Regions from separate parts of the Homo sapiens genome. Here region 1 is linked to region 2. A link is a contact called in ENCODE Hi-C or POLR2A ChIA-PET data. All regions are on one chromosome and are shown on one strand. The core of a region is the stretch at or near the end of the contact, and the rest is flanking DNA. Distances in the headings are between cores, read along the strand shown. Region 1 holds the start of DEPDC1 (DEP domain containing 1). Region 2 holds the start of WLS (Wnt ligand secretion mediator).

Region 1 (5,622 bases), core at 1,308-3,807, 260 kb after region 2:
GATAGTCTGTTGCCTTGTAACTTCAGGACCAAAATTGCTATTATTTCTTAATAGGTCATAAAGCCAATCCACTGCTTCTCCTGCTGTGAAACAATTGCCATATTTTTTAAAGTGTTGTCTGTGTTTTCTTAGAGGCATTCCTGCTCGAAAAGATGTGGTAACTTCATTCCACTGTAAAAAGAAGGAAAATATTTTTAAAAAATTGAAGAAAAATTAAATCTCATATTGATTTGAAGTACATTAGGTAAAGAAAATTCTTTAATTCACATCTGATTATATCATAAAAATTCTTGAAGAATCATTCATCTTATTTGTGCCATATAAAATTTTATATCTGGCCGGGCACGGTGGCTCATGCCTGTAATCCCAGCACTTTGGGAGGCCGATGCGGGTGGATCACCGGAGGTCGGGAGTTCGAGACCAGCCTGACCAATATGGAGAAACTCCGTCTCTACTAAAAATACAAAATTAGCTGGGCATAGTGGTGCATGCCTATAATCCCAGCTACTCAGGAGGCTGAGTCAGGAGAATCACTTGAACCTGGGAGGCGGAGGTTGCGGTGAGCTGAGATTGCACCATTGCACTCTAGCCTTGGCAACAAGAGCAAAACTCAGTCTCAAAAAAAAAAAAATTATATCTTACACTGCTTTCTTTTTATTAATTCTAGTGCTGTAGTAATATTTTTATGTAATAGCTTTTTTATTAGAAGAACTTCATTGGCTGATCTAAGATCCTTATTTAAGATCCTGAGCTTATTTAAGAAATCTGGAAATAAGGAAGAACTACAATCAATAGAGAAAACATTCATCCCTGTTTTTTACCTCAATTAATATTAATGTTGGTAGCACTGTGCTTCACATTCATTATTTCACTTTAATTACCCCAATTCTATGAATAGGTACTATTAATTTCTCATTTTTCACATAAGGAAAATAAAGCAGAGAGATTAATAAAATGACCAAGGTCACACAGCTAAGTGATGAACCTAGGCATTCAAACCCAGGTGTGATTGACTCTAGAAACTGATATTGAGCTGCTCACTCTGTACTGGCCTGAGGACACAGTAATAAAAATGACAGAAAGGGACTCTGTACTAAGGGAGATTACAGAACGGCTTTCCTGAGATGCAGTACAGGGTAGTGGCTTTAAGAACAGGCTCTGGAGTTAGACTAGTAGGGCTGGTTTCCCAGCTCTAGCTCTGCCACTATTGTTTATGACTTTTTGGGCCTATCTTCAATCTCTATGCCTCAATCTCCTTAACCACAAAACAGGGACAAAAGGACCTAACGAATGGGCTTATTGGAATGATAAAATGATGTAATATATGTGAAGTACTAGTAAGCATTCAGTGCATGTTTTCTTTTTCAGCGTGCTTATACTACTTTCATCTAATGGGTTTTAAATAATGTGGCAGGACTACTGATTGAGGTTCCTTCCTGTCCTAAATTCTATCCTTCATATTGGTAAATATAGCCAATAACTTACTAAGTAGCAGAATCCATGTAAGATCGCCATACCAGGAAGATCTGAATTCTAGCTCTGCCACTTGCTGTTGATGTGACTCTAGAGGGCATTTAACGTCTGTGAGCCTCAGTGTGCACCTGATAAAGTAGGGCTAATAATACATGCTCGTCTGAAGGGCATTCCTAAGAGGAAAATGCTTGTTATTCTGCAGATCACAACACACTTTAAAAAACAGCATCCTCCTGGGAAACCCCTTAAGGCAAGCATGTATTAGTAACCTTTACCAATGTGGAAACAGGCTCACAGAAGGTAGGGGACTCACCTAACGTCACATAACCAGCACCACAGTATCCTATAGAACCGAAGACCCAACTGCACAAAACGCGTTAGGAGTGCTGTACGTGCAATTCAGGGACCACCAGCAGTGGTTACTGATGGGTACTCAGAAATACCGTTTTGAAACAGGCAGCTGTTATCCTAGTGCTATTCGGCCGATACATCCTGCGTTAAATTCTATGGGTTCAATAAACAAAATTGCCACATTCGGGCTTGCCCCCCACCTAACCCTACAAAGCTTTGGACCTCATTCCCAATTGTTCCCTAATTCTGAGGCGGGTAGAAAATCAGGCGAGGTGAGCGGCCAAATCGGAATATTCTAAGACGCCCCCACGGGACGCCGGCCACACCAGGCACAGGAGTCGCTCCTCATAGCGAGTCTGGTGCGGCCTACGCGCGGCGCTTCCTTTCGGACCTGAGGCCCAGACCCTCAAAATAGAGGGAGCGGTGAGTCTGGCAAGGGTTGCATACCCGCTACTTCTCCTCGCCAGCCTTTTCACTGAACCTAGGGATCCTGGGACTCATCCCTCCGACCGAGGTAAAACTGCGAACGGTCGAGGTAAAACTGCGAACAGTGGTGACTGCCGTCAGCCCGCTGACCGGTCCCGTCTATCCGAGCTGTCTTACCAGCTTGGTGGCCCGATAAGGCCCGGGAGGCACACCCTGACTCTCCATAGGTCTGTCAGCGCCCGGTGGCGTCCATGGCGGCGAAGGCGACACTCAGGCCCAGCGGCCGCGGCAGTGGCGAGTCTCGGCACAACCGTTGGCCCCGCCGCCGATTTGAATAGCATAGAGGGCTGCGCGGATTGGCCGCGCCGCGGGTCACGTGACGCCACAGCCAGGCTCGGGAAGGAGTCGGCGAGGGCCGCTCGGCTGCGTCCTGGGGCTCCAGTAGCTGGCGCGGGCTGGGGTGGGCTGGGCTGGCCTGGGACCGCCTCGATGGGACAGGCTCGGGTTTCCCTGGCGCTGTTTCTCCCTCCTGCGGTCTACGGCGAGGCGGAGTCACAGAGTCCTGTTTTCGTGCTCAGAGGGGATGAGCTCTTTAGTTCCAAACGAAATTATTTGGAGTCCAGCCTTTGGTTTAAGGGAATTTGAAATTTGAAAAGACAAGAAAATACGGTTTTTCTGCCTGGCCCTACAGGATCTTCAGCAGTTAGCTTAGAAGGCAAAGCAACCTGATGGATATGTGTCGCAGTTTCTCTCTCTGCTGCCTATCCTCTCTCTCAGCAGGTGCCATGATTCTCTGAAGTGCTAAAATCTAGGTTCAGAACCCCCTAATTGTGCAGTAAAATGGATCATTCAGAACCCCCCAGTTGGGTAATAAAATGGATTATAGGTAGTCTTTCTTAAGTACATACAATGTGGGGCTTGGGAAAGGTTGTGTACAACTTGTCAAATTGCTTCCCTTAAACTCTACCACTGTATAAGAATGTTGGTTATGTTTGGATCGTGATTATACACTTAAAATTTCACTAGGATCTTAGAAAATAAATCTTCAACAGAAGTCAATTTTCAAATGACAAAAACTACATTCCGAGAGTTGAAGAGACTTACTCAGTCTTAGGTCTCCTTGGCAAAGCACAGACTTCATGCTTTTAATAAATACCCTGTCACCAGTCTGAAACTATCTGATGCTAAGAATCCCTTAGTAAAGTGGGAGATTGCTTGAGTGATTTGAAGCTGTGGAAGAATTCACTTGGAAATTAAATAGCAGTTTAAGAGGATAGGATGCAGTAAAAAGAAGAGATAAAGAAAAATGTTCAGGGAGTGGTAGTGTAGGTCTGTGGAGTTTTCCTTAATTTGGGCAGAAGCACATCTATTTTCTACCAGGACCAGTGGGTAGGAATTTTCAAAAACATACTTGGTAAACAGGAACAATCTACTCAATTTTCCACTTATGTTAAGGAAAAGTAAAATGATTGATGTTACAAAATAATGTTAACTGTTTCTTACCTGGCTTTATGATACATTGTCCCAGGATTTTCGTTTTTCTTTTCTTTTTCCTTTCAGAAGGAAATGGAGATGAGACTGTGGAAGCCAAAATTTATTTTTGCCCAGCTCCCCAAGTTGAAAATCATCTCACATACAGCCTTTGATATAGGTAGCCACAGCTTAATAGTACCTTAATAATCCACTGTGGCTGTGGATTCACTCTGCACCATCCACTTTCACATTTATAGTGTCTTTAGATGATAAAATATTTAAAAGTTAGGTTTTTGTTAAATGTGAGTGGTCTGAGTTTCTTTAAGGTAACTTTACATACCTTTGCTCTTAACAATTATTCATTGATTGCATAGTTTAAATCTTGGAAGTCATTTTATTTCCTCTCATTACCAATTCTGCGAGAGTCACTTTATCATCCTTTTCCTAATTCTCCTACATTAGAATTTCTCAGAGTGGGTTAAAAACTACATGTTTTAGAATTTCCTGCAATACCTGTTAAAATGCTGATTCCTGGGATTCCCCAAATCCTGATTGGGGTGTATGTATATATGTGTATGTATGTGTGTGTGTGTGTGTTTGTCATGGGAGGGAGAGTACAGGGTAAATGTGTAGGGTTGGAGGAGGCTGTATCTCTGAAGACTGTGCAGCTGAGATGCTGTAATGCCCATGAACTGCCTAGCTGTGGACTTATATATGAAAGAAATATGAGCCTCTGTTAATTTACTCTTCTAGCTGAACCTAACCTAATCTACTCATTGTGATACAATGAGTATCACAAAAGAAAATGAGCTCTCTTCTTTTGTCTGCCACCATGTGAGATGTGCCTTTCACCTTCTGCCATGATCGTGAGGCGTCCCAAGCCACACAGAACTTAATTCAGGTAGCTGGAGAGATAATGGTGGATGGGAGGCAGGACTAGATTGCAGCTCCCACTTGGATGGAAAGAGCAGAATGTGGAGGCTTGCACTGTGAACTTTTGCTCCAGAATGACTGCAGGAATAAATCAGGAAAGCTGAGAGAATTGATAGACCATCTGAAGGAAGTGGATTGCTCCTGCAGGACCCGGAAGACACCCCAAATACTGTGCTGGCTGGTATCCATGACTGAGAGACCCACAGACAGTTCACATCACACGACTCTGTGCAGACAACCCCCAGTACCAGCCCAGAGCCTGGTAGACTTGCTGGGTGGCTAGATCCAGAGGAGATAACAATCACTACATCTTGGCTCTCAGGAAGCCACATCCCTAGGAAAAGGGGGAAACCACTACATCAAGGGAACACTCCATGGGACAAAAGAATCTGAACCACAGCCTTGAGCCCTAGGCCTTTCCTATGACAGAGCCTACCCAAATGAGAAGGAATCAGAAAACCAACTCTGGTAATATGACAAAGTTCTTTAACACCCCCCAAAAATCACACTAGCTCACCAGCAATGGATCCAAAACAAGAAGAAATCCCTGATTAACCTAAAAAAGAGTTCAGAAGTTTCATTATTAAGTTAATCAGGGCGATCCAGAGAAAGGCAAAGCACAATTTAAGGAAATCCAAAAAATGATACAAGAAATGAGGGGAGAAATTTCCAATGAGATAGATAGCATAATTAAAAAACAATAAAAACTTCAGGAAACCATGGACGCACTTATAGAAATGCAAAATGCTCTGGAAAGTCTCAGCAATAGAATTGAACAAGCAGATGAAAGAACTTCAGAGCTCAAAGACAAGGTTTTTGAATTAACCCAATCCGACTAAGACAAAAAAAAAAAAAAAGAATAAGAAAGTATGAACAAAGCCTCCAAGAAGTCTGGGATTATGTTAAATAACCAAATCTAAGTATAATTGGCATTTTTGAGGAAGAAGAGAAATCTAAAAGTTTGGA
Region 2 (6,349 bases), core at 438-2,937:
TCCCTTTAATTTGTTCCCATCAAACCCAAGTCTGGAGACAAAACGCCAAGCACACGACTGGAGGTGCCCAAGCCTGTGCAGCTCTGGCAGCGACGCCGCCGGCGCCCCCGGGCGTTTTCCCCGCACCCCACATCGCGTGGGCGCCCGTAAAGGCACGCGCGGAGAAAGCCCCTCCGTGGACTCCCCACTCCGCAAAGTTTAACAAAGCCGTGAAGTAAGGAAACCGAACCTCCCGTCCGCGCCCGCTGCAAAGTTGGCATTGAAGTTTGTGCCGGGATGTCCCAAATCTTGAGGGGGCGGGGGGCGCGAGTGTGCAGAGAGGCGGGAGGATGGATGCAGATGGGGAGACAGTGAGGGGAAGGGAGTTTTTCCGAGTGGACGGTCCGTGAGGCGGTTTTCTTCACCCGGAAGCCTGTTTGACTCAGAGAGGTCCGGGAGGTGCACGCCAGGGGAGGTCTCCCGGGGCGGGCGCTGTCGCCGAGGAGGCCGGCGAGCTGTCACCTGCGGGGGGCTGTGGTGGGAGCTGAGGGCGCTCTCCTAAGCGCCAAAAGAGGACGGGGACATTCACAGTCACCGGCTCTCGGGGCTCTAAGTAGTGGGGGAAGGGATATTCACGAGTGGGCAGGAGGCCAAAAGCAACACCTTTCGGATACGCTTTTCCCCTCCGACCTCTCCAACTTCCCGCGGCGCTGGTCAAGGACTCCCTCCCACCCCACCCCATCCCACCCAACCTCCCGGCCGACAATTCGGACCTGTCCACGGCAGAGCGTGGGGTGGAGTGCGGCGGGAAAGCAGAGGGCGCGAAGGTCGGGACCCCAAATTGCAAACCCTCAGCCCCTAGCAAAGACGACCAAATGCATTTACAACCGTGCAAGTATCTCAGCCTTGTAACAGAGCTCCGGGTTTGCGCCGGGCACAGTTCCCCGACTCTTCTGTTGTTCCTAATAAAGTCGATTACGTTGCCCTCCCGGAGCTGATTGGAAGGGAACCGAGAGGAAAAGGGGGGGAACGCGGGAAAAAGCGGGGGGGGGGGGGGGCGAGCAATCAACTTTGTAACCCAGCGCTTCCTCGCGCGATCCGTCGCCATGCTTAAGATTCCCACCCCCGCCGCCCCCCTCTTGCCTTTCAAGTGGATACTGAAACTAGGCCAAAACTTTTTCCCCTCCTTTTCTCTTAGCCACTAGACTGGATTGTGCCCCACGGAGCCCCATGGAGCTCTGCTTTCTTAAGCACAATAGCCGGACTAATTAGATCATAGAAGCAAGGCAGTGATACTGTAACAAGTAGCCCAAGAGGCAAAGAGGGAAGGGGCCCGAAAAGACAGAAAGGGGGAAAAGTTTGCAGCTCTCCGCACTTACCAATCAAGCCTCCCACCAGAAAGGCGATGATTTGGAACACGAGCAGAATCCCACCAACAATGCACAGCTTCTTGGTGCTCATGTTTTCTATAATTGCCCCAGCCATTTTTGCGCCCCCCCTTTTTCTTTTCTCCTTGAAATAAATGTTTTAGGGTGAGCTTTTTGCTCCCTCCTCTCACACACTCCCTCCTTCCTCGCCTCCTTTCTGGGCGCTGCAAAACTTCAGAGGTGCTGGAGCGCGGCGAGGATGGGACCGGGACGGAAGGCGCCCGCACGGATTCCCCCGGCGCAGCCGGCTCGGGTTCCCCCAATGCCCGGAGCTGTGATTGTGGCCGCTCCGCCGCCTGTGGACGCTTAAAGGAGCAGGGAAGCGGATCACATGACGCCGCCTCCCTCCCTTTCTTCCTCCCTCCCTCTCGCGCTTCCTCCCTCCCTCCCTCCCTCTCTTCCTCTACCCCTTGCCCACCAGTTCGGGGCTCAGAGCTCTGGCGGGTGCTGGCGCCTGGCTCCCGAGTCTGGCCTGCAACCTGTCTCTCCAAGGTCTGATGCCATTTAGGGGTTGCTGTTGATGTTAAGCGGGTTCCCCCTGCCCAGCTTCTCACAGGTTTCCTTTTCTGGTTTCCGAAGTGCGAGATTTAAATCACCGGTGGACCGCCTTGCAGACCTTTAACTTACGCGTTGACTTTAGGAAATGGTCCCCACCCCACCCCCAACTGCTAGAACTCTCTTTAGGAAAGAGGAGGAGAATTTTTTTTAAAAGGACCCAATAGATGCCTAAGTCAAAACACAGAGATGCGGAATAAAGTCTCAGCTCGACTTCTTTCTACCAGATTCCCAGCCTCGGTTATTGGGCACATACCCAGCTAAATTCCCCACGGCGCCCCTTGAGGAAACTTGCTCTCCAGCCAAATCAGACCACTGTTCGTTACTCCAGCACATGTGCTTCCACAGCCTTAACCCTGGTTATTGCCTTAAAGAGAACATGTTCTACTCCATCAATGTTAAACCTGATCCAAAACCAACTAGTGTTAAAAAATCTTTCTAATTTTCCACACCACCTCCATGCAGTATCTCTGGGAACTGAGCCCCTACAATCCTGTATTTACATTTTTACCTCCTATTGTAAGGATTTGTGTACACGTTTGTCTCCACCACTGAGCTGTAAACTCCTGGGGAATAGGGACCAAGTTTTTTTTGTTCTTTGTACCCCCCATGGTGCCTAACAAAATGCTAGCTCTAGTAGGTGCCCCATAATCTTTTGTGGAATGAATAAGTGAATGTGAAAGCAAGCCCACAGTTTGTATTTCAAAGGTCTAAAGAGATCTTAGTTGGTTTAGAGGGTACCTATATTAAGTTACAATGTTTGTTGTCTCTTTGTGAGAAATCATATATTTATATTTATACTTAACTTCCATAAAAAGAGGGGCGGGGCTCCCGATAGAGATTTCCTGCTCTATCAAGCCTAAATTTCTGGGCCTGGTTTTTCCATGTTTCATAAACTGGCCGCTTGGCCAGTACAACTCACCTTACTCAATAGACCCTTGGTTTGGTAAATACCCCACCCTGCTCCCCAAACGTGCAGTTTCTACCACCACCACCCACACATCTTGTTTCTTGTCCCTCCCATCCTTACACACCCTCTTCATGCCAAGAGACTATTTTTCCCAGTCCTCTCTCCTCCTCTACTCTGTTCCTGAATTTTCATTGCCCTTATAAAAGATGTCATGCAGGTTACACTTAATAGAAGCATTCATTTCTAATCTCCAAATAGAACAGAGACTTGTCAAGGACAAGCACCAAACTTTATGCATACAAAACTCCATCTCTTCAACATCTAATAGTTCTTAACAGTTCTGAGGATATACACATCATTATGTGTCACATAAGGATGTTTCAGTCAACAACAGACCGTGTGTGTGACAGTAGTCCTATAAGGTTATAATACCATATTCTTACAACACCTTTTCTATAGATATGTTTAGATACACAGAGTGCTTACTATTGCATTACAGTTGTCTACAGTGTTCAGTACAGTAACATGCCAGACAGGTTTGTAGTCTAGGAGCAATCAGCTACACGGTGTAGCCTAGGTCTGTAGTAGGCTATGCTACCTAGGTTTATGTAAGTGCCCTCTATGACATTTGCACAATGACAAATCACCTAACAACACATTCTCAGAAGGTATTCCCATCATTAAGCAATGCATGACTGTGGTTGCTGTTTATCTATTCTCTCATTCAACTCTTTATCCAAGTCACTTATTGAGCCTTTAACATGTTCCAGGCTTTCTTTCTTAAGCACTCAAGGATACCAAGATGTCAAAGTACTTGCACCTGCCCCAGAGGAACCCCCCCCCAGTCCAAATGTTATTCACTGAATAGTAATTAATTACCTCTACTTTGGCAAACACCAGGTACTATCAGAAAGGATGAAGTAGACAGAATTGTTGTCCTTCCAATGTCCTTCAGTTCAAAGTACTCAGATACCTTGGGGTATCATGTTCTGAGCCCAGCACTCCTAAGGGCCCATTTATCTTTCCTAAAAGTCATTTGTTTTCTCATAAATACACTTCTTCTCCTATTAAGATAGAATATAAGCTCCAAATTCTATTAACAACTGCCTCCTTGAGTGGTTATGAATGCCCACATACATTTGATATATGTGAACAAAAATTTGTCTTTTGCCTTGCTAATCTGTCTTTTGTCAGTTTAGTCCACAGACCCCCAAGCACTATGCATAAGAGGGTAGAGAAAAAATGGTGGGTTTTTTGTTTATTTATTTGTTTGTTTGTTTTTGAGACAGAGTCTCATTCTGTCGCCCAGTCTGCAGTGCAGTGACACGATCTTGGCTCACTGCAACCTCTGCCTCCTGAGCTCAAGCAATTCTCCTGCCTCAGCCTCCTGTGTAGCTGGGATTACAGGTGCCCACCACCACATCTAGCTAATTTTTGTATTTTTAGTAGAAATGGGGTTTCGCCATGTTGGCTAGGCTGGTCTTGAACTCCTGACCTCAGGTGATCCACCCACCTCTGCTCCCAAAGTGCTGGGATTACAGGTGTGAGCTACCACGCCTGGCCCCCGTCCACTTCAAATATAAACTGGATCCATAAAAAATGTCTGGAGTGGTAGAAGTGATTTATTCAGATTAGTGAACTCCTTGACTTAGTTTTTAATGAGCTGCTACAATACACCCCACCCCCTCTGCTCTGAAATGCATCTCTGCAGAGTAACTAGCCTAACTCCTTAGGTTTCAGTTTTCTCATCTGTAAATGAGTTGCTGGTTCTCCACCAAGATGATCCCCTGCTTTAAAAGAGCACTTATTAAATAGTTATTTTAATTAAAAAGGGATATTTCTAATTGCTAATCAGTACTTCTGTCATGAGATTACCAATAATGCCCAACTTGGTGGGATGTAGACACCTGTAGTATTCATCACCATGGGCTGCTTTAAAAAAATTGAATTTCTATCACATCTTTTTAAACATTAAAAGTGACTGTGAATCTTTATTTCCCAAGCGGACAACACAGGTGAATAGAAAAGAACATGACAGTTAGAGTCAGCTGGATCTGGTTTGGAACCCAGATCCCATCTGCCCCTTGTTTCATGTGATTATAGGCCATTATGCAGTTACTTACCACCTCTGAGGCTTCACAGACCAACTCTGAGGCTTCTGTAAAACCTTCACTCTTTACAGAAGAGTTTTCCCTTCCGTAAAATGGGAATAATAGTACTATTTCATGGTATTCTTGTAAGATATGAATATTTATTATTATATTTAGGAAACTAAGGGAAATCAATAATTTTGTGTTTAAAAACTAGTAAAACTAGTAAAACTGATGACTGATTATTGCTCAGCTCTAAAATTTTTATCATATTGTGATTACTGTTTGAAGCATATGTTAGGAGAAGTCTAGGTGGTTAACTTTACTTGACAAGTGTGTTAATAAGGACAACATCTAGAATTGAACTTTGACAATACTCAGTGGTTTTTAACATAGAAACATCTGTTCTAAAAACTTCCAGCTGCCAAGGAAATGTTTGTTTTGAGTCATTGTCATTAGGTAGATTATCCCAGAGACTGAAATGATCCAAGGGCAAATCCAACTCTGTCAATAAAAACTGATCATTTCAACTCCATTCCACTAGACTTTATATTAGGTATTCTGATTTATTCATCATTTTATTCAAAGTGTTTGGGATATGCCGGGCATGGTGGCTCACGCCTGTAATCCCAGCACTTTGGGAGGCTGAGGTGGGCGGATTACCTGAGGTCAGGAGTTCGAGACCAGCCTGACCAACATGGAGAAACCCTGTCTCTACTAAAAATACAAATTAGCCGGGCGTGGTGAGGCATGCCTGTAATCGGGAGGCTGAGGCGGGAGAATCACTTGAACCTGGGAGGCGGAGGTTGCAGTGAGCTGAGATCACGCCATTGCACTCCAGCCTGGGCAACAATGGCAAAATTCCATCTCAAAAAAAAAAAAAGTGTTTGGGATATGGAAGGTCATAGTGATGTTCCATGCGTATGTATTGAATAGATGAATGAATGCATGAATTCATGAATGAATGAATGGATAAATGGATATCTAACTGAAGGTAGATATAACTCCTCCCTCACCCCCAGTTCCTATATATAATTGACTGACTATATTCCTACCTGGCACCTATACACTAGACTGCATTTTGCACATGTATCTATATATGTGATGTGTTGTTACCCTAACTGGCTTGCAAATTCCTTCAACACAAGGAGAGTGTGATCTGAGCCTTTGTGTGCCTCACAGTCCCAGCACAGCACCTTGCACAGAGGAGGGCTTAGATTCTGAAGTTGAGAAAGCCTCCTTTGGAAGCCAAGAGCAGCACATTATTATTGGCATTGCAGTAAATGTAATGTAGAGTTCTAAAAAGATTGAATACATCTCCTGAAACATCTAATTTACTTCCCAGAGGAAACTAACAAGAGGAATAATCCCACTCTGAGTCTTCTCAT

What was found. Hi-C counts contacts between places; a loop is a spot of excess contacts on that map. ChIA-PET counts read pairs that join two places held with the same protein, here RNA polymerase II (POLR2A). Pooled maps may share reads with other maps.
Region 1: a loop to region 2 is called in a map of endothelial cell of umbilical vein, with 13 times the contacts of the local background. The contact joins the promoter of DEPDC1 here to the promoter of WLS in region 2. A Hi-C loop is called at or near these places in 1 of 168 maps with a recorded cell type or tissue (endothelial cell of umbilical vein) and 9 of 50 pooled maps. POLR2A ChIA-PET finds 5 or more read pairs at or near these places in 2 of 52 experiments (activated CD4-positive, alpha-beta T cell and activated T-cell).

The regions. Positions count from the first base shown.
Region 1 is chr1:68,494,525-68,500,146 of GRCh38, forward strand. It overlaps DEPDC1 (DEP domain containing 1), which reads right to left and starts at 2,558. Exons shown (of 12, transcript NM_001114120.3): 1 at 2,428-2,558; 2 at 1-171. The coding sequence starts at 2,475. It overlaps DEPDC1-AS1 (DEPDC1 antisense RNA 1), which reads left to right and starts at 2,152. Exons shown (of 3, transcript NR_110671.1): 1 at 2,152-2,247. RefSeq lists enhancers at 2,239-2,288, 2,399-2,458.
Region 2 is chr1:68,230,836-68,237,184 of GRCh38, forward strand. It overlaps WLS (Wnt ligand secretion mediator), which reads right to left and starts at 1,688. Exons shown (of 12, transcript NM_024911.7): 1 at 1,359-1,688. The coding sequence starts at 1,464.